Regions from separate parts of the Mus musculus genome. Here region 1 is linked to region 2. A link is a contact called in ENCODE Hi-C or POLR2A ChIA-PET data. All regions are on one chromosome and are shown on one strand. The core of a region is the stretch at or near the end of the contact, and the rest is flanking DNA. Distances in the headings are between cores, read along the strand shown. Region 1 has its middle 6.5 kb from the start of Gm32700. Region 2 holds the start of C130036L24Rik (RIKEN cDNA C130036L24 gene).

The links. A loop is a pair of places that touch in the nucleus more often than their neighbours do. ChIA-PET counts read pairs that join two places held with the same protein, here RNA polymerase II (POLR2A).
Region 1: POLR2A ChIA-PET joins it to region 2 with 10 read pairs in embryonic stem cell. The contact joins the enhancer-like site here to the promoter of C130036L24Rik in region 2. A Hi-C loop is called at or near these places in 1 of 37 maps with a recorded cell type or tissue (regulatory T cell). POLR2A ChIA-PET finds 5 or more read pairs at or near these places in 4 of 5 experiments (Patski and embryonic stem cell).

What each region holds. Positions count from the first base shown.
Region 1 is chr1:86,446,029-86,449,972 of GRCm38, reverse strand. No RefSeq gene overlaps it. Among named protein-coding and RNA genes, the nearest start is that of Gm32700, 6.5 kb to the right of the region's middle. Within about 2 kb of position 2,131, at least 2 of the 3 ENCODE cell types and tissues checked have a DNase peak (open chromatin) inside an H3K27ac peak, as active enhancers do.
Region 2 is chr1:86,357,935-86,361,669 of GRCm38, reverse strand. C130036L24Rik (RIKEN cDNA C130036L24 gene) reads right to left here and starts at 2,086. Exons shown (of 2, transcript NR_015507.3): 1 at 1,663-2,086. Ncl (nucleolin) reads left to right here and starts at 2,215. Exons shown (of 14, transcript NM_010880.3): 1 at 2,215-2,464; 2 at 3,447-3,563. The coding sequence starts at 2,447.

The DNA of each region.
Region 1 (3,944 bases), core at 882-3,381, 88 kb before region 2:
TTCCCGTGGGTTACTTTGTTGGCTGGGTTTTCTTTCTCTCTTTTCTTTTCCTTCCCTCTCTTTCTTTCTTTCTTTCTTTCTTTCTTTCTTTCTTTCCTTCCTTCCTTCCTTCCTTCCTTCCTTCCTTCCTTCCTTTCTACCTGTCTTTCTCTCTTTCTCTCTCTCTCCTCTTCCCTCCCTCCCTCCCTCCCTCCCTTCCTTCTTTCCTTCCTTTCTTTTTTTTTTCCAGAACAGGGTTTCTCTGTATACAAGCTGGTCTTGAATTCACAGAGATCTGCCTGCCAAGCCTCCCAAATGCTGGGATCAAAGGTGTGTTGTGCCACCACCAAAAGTTTTAACTTTCTTTATCATAATGATTTTTAAAGAGTTTTTGCAGGTCATGCTGGCACACACATTTACTCTTCTAACACTTGGGAGGCAGAGGCAAGTCCGGTCTACATTGGGACTTCAAGGCTAGCCAGAGCTACACCAAGATCCTGTACAGCACCCCCCCCCCCCAACAACAACAACAACAACAAAAGGACAGGTGGTAGTAGGGCATGTCTTTTAATCCCAGCACTCAGGAGGCAGAGGCAAACCAATTTCTGTGAGTTCGAGGCCAGTCTGGTCTACAGTGTGAGATCCAGGGCAGCCAGGGTACACAGAGAAATCCTGTCTTAAGAAAACAAAAAACAAACAAGCAAAGAGGACTGGAGAGATAGCCCAGTGGTTAGGAGTACTTTCTGCTCTTCCAGGGGACCAGGATTCAATTCCCAGCATCCACCTGGTGGCTCATTCCAGTCCCAGGTTATCCAACAGTGCTCAGACATACATGAAAGCCAGATACCCATAAAAATTAACTTAAGAAAAAGAATTTGAAAAGGGGGTTTAGGAGCTGGAGAGATGGCTCAGTGGTTAAGAGAGAGGTCCTGAGTTCAATTCCCAACAACTACGTGGTGGCTCTGTAATGGGATCTGATGCCCTCTTCTGGTATGTCTGAAGATGGCTACATAGTATGTATGTATGTTGTGTGTGTGTATATATATATATATATATATATATATATAATTTTTTTTTTTTAAGAATTTGAAGCCAGGCAGCCACCCAGCACTTGGGAGGCAGAAGCAGGCAGATTTCTGAGTTCGAGGCTAGCCTGGTCTACAGAGTGTGGTCCAGGACAGCCAGGGCTACACAGAGAAACCCTGTCTCAAAAAACAAAAACCAAGCCAAAAAAAAAAAAAAAAAAAAGAATTTGAAAAGAGATAAAGAGAGTTTGGGATGCGGCTCCGTGGCAGAATGTTTACCTAGCAAGCTTTAACATCCTAGGTTCAAAACCCAGCATGGAGGAAAAAAGAGTTTTCCCTTCCTTCTCTCCCCTCCCTCTCTCCCTCCTTCCTTTCCTTTCTTCTCTCCCTCCCTCCCTGGCATTCAGCATCATGAATCACTCCCCAGCTGCTAGAAGCCTGCAGAGGAGTGCATTAGCCCGTGAGCTGTGTCCTGTACTGAAGCCAGGGGCCCCAAGGAAATAGTGTAACCCAGTCGTCCTTCTAGAATGGCCTGCCAAGTCTCAGAGGATGAGTGAAACACCACCCTCGGCCTAGAGGTCAGATCAGAGCTGGGAGTCACCAAATCTCGAGGATTCAACAGAAAAGTGAGAGAATGAGGGTTTCACAGAATCTGGGACATTCTAGACTCTAGACAGGGGAAAGGGCAGTTGTATGCTCCCAACCTCCACTCCCCACATGTTCTGGGATATTTCTCTTCAACCTAAATGAGAAGGAAACATGGGTTCTGCCCAGAAGACCGGGAGAGCAAACTGGAGTGGAGGAACAAACACATATACAAGTTCCCTTGCCCTCGGGATGAGGCTCCCACCAGCCCCAGGGGAGAGACTGCAAGCTGAAGTAAACAAGTTCCAGAGAAGGAAGCAAAACTCCAGGCAGTCTTCCAGGAACCCTGTCAGACTTGAGAGGTGCCTGGAGGCCTTCTCCTCGCTGCCCAGATGCTGGGTGGGGGCTTTCCATTGGCGGATTTCAAGCGCCCTGGAAATTCTGAGTGGAGATAGCGGAGGCCCCAGGTGCAGAGCTGAGCCCGAGCAGAAAACCCTTCCGCGATGGAGCCAATGAGAATGCGCGGTGCAACCCTGGCCAAGTTCCAGGCTCCTCAGCTGGGGGCGCTGGGCAAGAGTTGTACCCCTTTCTTGGAAAAGGGGACTACCCAGAGAAATGAACACAGGGTTCACCGGGTTTGCCTATGATGGCCAGAAGTGGGGGCGGGGTGGGCTGTTTTCCATGGCAGTACTCCTTGAGGTCCTATTGGGTGGGACTATCAACAGTCACTGAACAGCCTATGTAATCAGCTCTAGATAGTGGGGGACAGCAGGGTTCAGGGTAATAAAGCCCAGTTGTATGTGCCCATAGGGCACTTGCTTTGTACCTTGTTGCAAAAGTCCTCCAAGGTTCAGATAAATCAGATGCTGAAATCTGTGATCACTGGCACAGGATTCCCCCCACCCCACCCCACCCCCAGTTCAGACATTTGACTGCAACATATAACGCTAGCCGACATTAACCATCACAGGCTGCTGAAGCTTCGGCTTAATCCCAGCACCCCATCCCCAAAGCCTCCGCTCAGGACAGGTAAGCCAAGTCAGCCGATGTCCTCTTTAGACGAGAATGTCAAGTTCAGGGGACATCACTAAATCAGATACCCCCACAACTTTGTGGCTTTTGCTCATATATATATATACATACATACATATATACATACATACATATAATATATATACATATACACACACATATATAATATATATATAAATACACACATATACACACACACACACACATATATATATATATATATAGTGTGTATGTGTAGGACTGGGGGGCTATGTTTTAAGTTTGTATATTTCCTAACACCTGCCTGAACTCACGGCAAGCATTCATTTCATAAACAGAGACCTTTGACGGCTGCTGTGGGTCCTGTTGAAAAATAAGGACAAGGAGGCCTGGTCTTGTGTGAAGAGGGTGGGTCCATATCTCTGGTGATGTCATCAGACTACTGGCCTCCAAGAAGCATGCTATTCTGTGTTGTCCGCATCTTACACCTAACAGGAGACCTGGCACTTAGTCAGTAGGCAGTAGGAACATAGTGGGAAATGACTAGCCTTATGATTGACAACTGGGAATTCAAAGACGAAGTGGTTGAACTCTCGTTCCAGGAGGAACCAGTGCCCTCTTGTGACCTCCACAGGTTCCAGGCATGCATATGGTACGGTACACATATGTACATGCAGGCAAAACACCCATATACATAAAATAAACATACCTATAAATAAATAGGAGAGGAAAGATCTGGGCTAGGTATTTTGCAAGGCTACAAAGTATGGCCAAGGCTGAGGTCCTAGCTAAAGATCCACTAGAGAGCTGGGTGGTAGCACCTGCCTTTAATCCCAGCACTGGAAGGTAGAGTAAAGGCAGGTGGATATCTACGAACCTGGTCTACAGCTAGTTCCTGGACAGTCAAGGCTACAAAAAGAAAACCTGTCTCGAAATAACAATAAAAGATCCTCTGGGGAAAGAAAAGTTTCTAATCTCAGGACTGTAGGCAGAATTTAGTACAGGCTTTTAGGCTTTTGTTTGCTTTCTTCCCCCCAAGCCCTGACCTCCTTTGGTTTGTTTGAGACAGGGTCTTTCTCCATAGCTCTGGCTTTTCTGGCACTCACTATGTAGAACAGGCTGGCTTTAAACACAGAAATCCATCTGCCTCTGCCTCCCGAGTGCTGGGATCAAGGGAGTGTCACCACGCCCAGCTCCTGTGAGCCACCTTCCAAACCCTGGACCCTGGGCCAGTTTCCTGTCTGGTGGTAGCTGGACCTTTATTAACATGACTACATTTTGTTCAAAGACCAAGCCTCACGTCTCTGTCCTCGATCTCACTCTGTAGCCAAGGATGACCCTGCA
Region 2 (3,735 bases), core at 837-3,336:
TGCAATGTATGCAGGATATCTGATATATGACCCCTATAAAAGGGTATTGACCTCAAAGGGGTTGAGACCCACACGTTGAGAACTGCTGCTCTTTGCCCTCATGTCTGTGAGCAGCGATGCTTTTAGTCTATTTTGAATACATTTATTAATTTAAAATTTCTAAAGAGCTGAAATAGAACCTGGTACTTGGCTCTATTTGTATAATAACTGGACAGTTACTGATCTTGGTTTTGTGCATACCAGACAGGCACTAACATCCTCACACCACCTCTATCTTATTTTTTTGAGCAGGGTCACCTTTCATGGCTAGACAGGCTGGTTAGCAGATGCCAGGGATCCTCCTGTCCTTGCTCCCTGTAACCCCCAGTGCTGGAGTTGTTAGTTATATGCTGCCACCCCATGCTTTCTACAGGGATATTGGGGATCCAATATGATATGGTTATATTCAATTATAATTTGTATAAGCATCACACATGGATTAGGTGTTGATTCCACAGAAACACCAAATCCTGCAAGCTGTCCCTGCTGCTGGTGCACTCAAACTTCTGTTCACTCCAGTTAGCAAGTAATTTCCAACACTATCATATGCCAGGCAATGCTTTAGGTACCAAGAATAAAGCAGACAACAGTCTGTGCTGTCTGGGGAAGGGGCAAATGAACAATAAATGGCCAAGAAAAGTACTAGGCAGCTGATATCTGAGAGTGTAACTAACCTTGGGTGCAAGCAGAGGTCTCTTAGTGGCACTGTACACCAGAGGGCTGAGGATAGCCCATACAGATAGATTGGATTGACAAAGGAAGCCATGTCACCCAAGTCATTTCACACTCACAGCTCATCTTCTTGTCTCCTCCCGAATGCCTTTAGCTTGCTCTGCTTGGAAATATCTAGAGTCTTCCTCACACCACCCTTCCTACCTCTCTACCCAAGAGTCTCCCTTGGTTCCATAATATACAGTACAAGGTGTGACCGGTCTCGCTATAAAGACAATGCCCCCACACCACAACTCGGGTTCGCCATCTCCTGCCCTGACAAGAGCGCACTGGTGTGTAGCTGTGGCTGCCCTCCACCGCGTTGGGAAGGCCGTAGTAAGTAAGCATCACACAGTGACTATTTCTACTTATCTCCAAAGGCCCGAGTTCAGATAAAAAAACTTGGGGACTCAACACATCCCACTCGCATTAAAATCTCCCGAGGTTGAAGTCAGGTATGATGGCATATGACTTTAATCACAGCACTAGGGAGGCAGGGGGATCTCTGAGTTCAAGGCCAGCCTGGACTACAGCGTGAGTCCCAGGGCAGCCAGGAATACACAGAGAAAACCTGTCTCATAAAATAACATCTCCTAGGTCGGGCCAGGCGTGCCGATACAGGTCGAGGCTAACATGGTCTACATGTGTGCTCTAGGACAGTAAAGAATAAAGTCCTATCTCAACTCCGGACGAAAACTCCACAGGTCATTTCTAGTGGATGTTGTTAGCTGATGAAGGGCGCCTGTGTGCTATGCTTGGAACCAGTTGGTTGCAATCCATTTAAAGCAACGCCAGACAACTCTCTCGTTCCCCCCGCCATGGAGGGAACCTGTGAGCGTGGTCACAGGCGGGCCGAGTACTTCTCCCCACCACACCAGGAAGTCACCTCTCTGAACCTGGAGTTATACCTACCGCGAGAGGTCACCGACATTACATGGATCGCTTGTGCACTGCTCGTACACACACACACGCACAACTGCTTTTATTAGGAGCTCTCAGGAAAGCGGGGACTCGCATCATAGCCAAGAAGCCGTTCGCGACTCCGCGGAGAACAGGCCGAGGCCCGCTCATCAGCCCGAGGGAACCCTAGGCCTTCCGGCGTTCTTCAGCAGGACCACGCGGCGCGGGGGAAAGCACCGAGAAACGCCCAGACCACCTGAGCATCGCCGCCCATGCTGCCTCGGAACACCTGAGGGAATCCGGGCCACGCCGCCACCTACCCGCGCCTCACACACAAGCCGCGCCAAACTCGCCCGTCCCACTGCGCAGGCGTGGGGAGAGCCCGGCGCTCAGGAGCATTCAAAGGACCCGCACACTGACCAGTCAACGTCCGCCTGGGCCCAAACGAGTCCCGCCCTCAGGAGCAGACGTCAGGCCCCGCCCCTAAGAGCCCCGCCCTCGTCAAGCCTTAGGCCCGCCTCACGCTGCCCCGCGTTAAGGCTCGCGGTTGGCTCCGGGGACGGACGCGAGCTCTGGTTGGTGGAGCCGAAGTCACGAGGACCCCCTTCGTCGCCTTTCCAGAGGCGATTACTGGGCAGGCTCAGTCTTTTGCCTCAGACGCTAGCTGTAGCTGGCAGGCGGTTGTACGTGCTCCAGAGTCGTCGGTACCCGCTACTGCAGTCGCTTTCGTGTGGCTTCCGCTGAGCTCTTCCGAGCTGCTCGCTCTCCACACGCGCCGCCGCCGTAATCCGCCACCATGGTGAAGCTCGCAAAGGTAAGAGGCCTTGGCGCGCCGACGCGGACGACTAGGCCCCTGCTTTCGGAGGGACGCGCGCGCGCCCGCCCGTCCGTCGCGGAGGGGAGGAGGGCTTGCGCGCAATCCCGGGCGCGTTCGAGGGCGCCATGCTGGGGGGGAAAGTCTCGCGCGACTAGCGGGAGGTCTCGCGGTGCTTGCCCTCTGACTTAGGGGGATGAGAAGAGCGGAGGCAGGTTTCCGGGAGGGCGATATCGAGGGTTCGGATGTAGCGGGCGGGAGGGGACGGTGTGAGGAGAGATCGGAGGAGCTGAGAGCGGATAGGGGCACGGCGTGGGAAGAGAGGGCCAACCTTAGGCGGCGAGCGGTCCCGGGGCCCCGCCTCCCCGCGCACGTGCTCTGGTGCGCGGCCCGCCACGTGCTCTGCGGAGCCCCGCACGTGTCGCGCGACCCGGGGCAGTGGGGGAGTGTCTGTAGTACCCCGGAAAGGGGGACGGCAGCGTGGGGATGGATGGGTGGCCCGGCGATCTGCTGTCTCTGCCGGTGACCGGGATGGACACGTGGTGGACCCCTGAGGTGGCGGCGTGGTGACTCCACGTGGTGGGGCTGGAAGCGAGAGAAAGTGGGAAGCAGTTGGGTTACGTGGTGCTGCTTTAAGAGGTGATTTCGAGATACCCCCTTCCCCAGCAAATAACTTAAAGGGATCCCTTTAACTGGGTTTTTTTTTTTTTTTTTTTTTTTTTTTTGTGGAAGATGCCAGAAAATAGATGGCCACGACTAGGAGACTTTATAACCTGTGGCTGTTTCTTGGTGTAGAGTTCTGTCTGCTCAGTTATCTGTGAGAAGGAAAAAAAAATTATGCGCGGTTCGCAGAAAAAACTGCCAGGAGAATGCCATGCCTGGCCAAGAAGAAGTCTTTATGCTTGTGTCCTTTAGTAAGAAAAAGGTGGTGGCCAAAGGCAAAGTGACTGAAAATGCGTGCAATTTTTGTGTGCGTTTGTAGGCTGGCAAAACCCACGGTGAGGCCAAGAAAATGGCTCCTCCTCCAAAGGAGGTGGAAGAGGATAGTGAAGATGAAGAAATGTCAGAAGATGAAGATGACAGCAGTGGAGAAGAGGAGGTAAGAAGCTATTTGCAGCAATAAACCGGTGGAATTGAATGTCTGGAAGTCTTAGAAATACAGGATATGTAGTAAATGGTTGAATGGCAAGCCCCTTCCTCCCTCCCTCCCTCCCTCCCTCCCTCCCTCCCTCCCTCCCTTCCTTCCTTCCTTCCTTCCTTCCTTCCTTCCT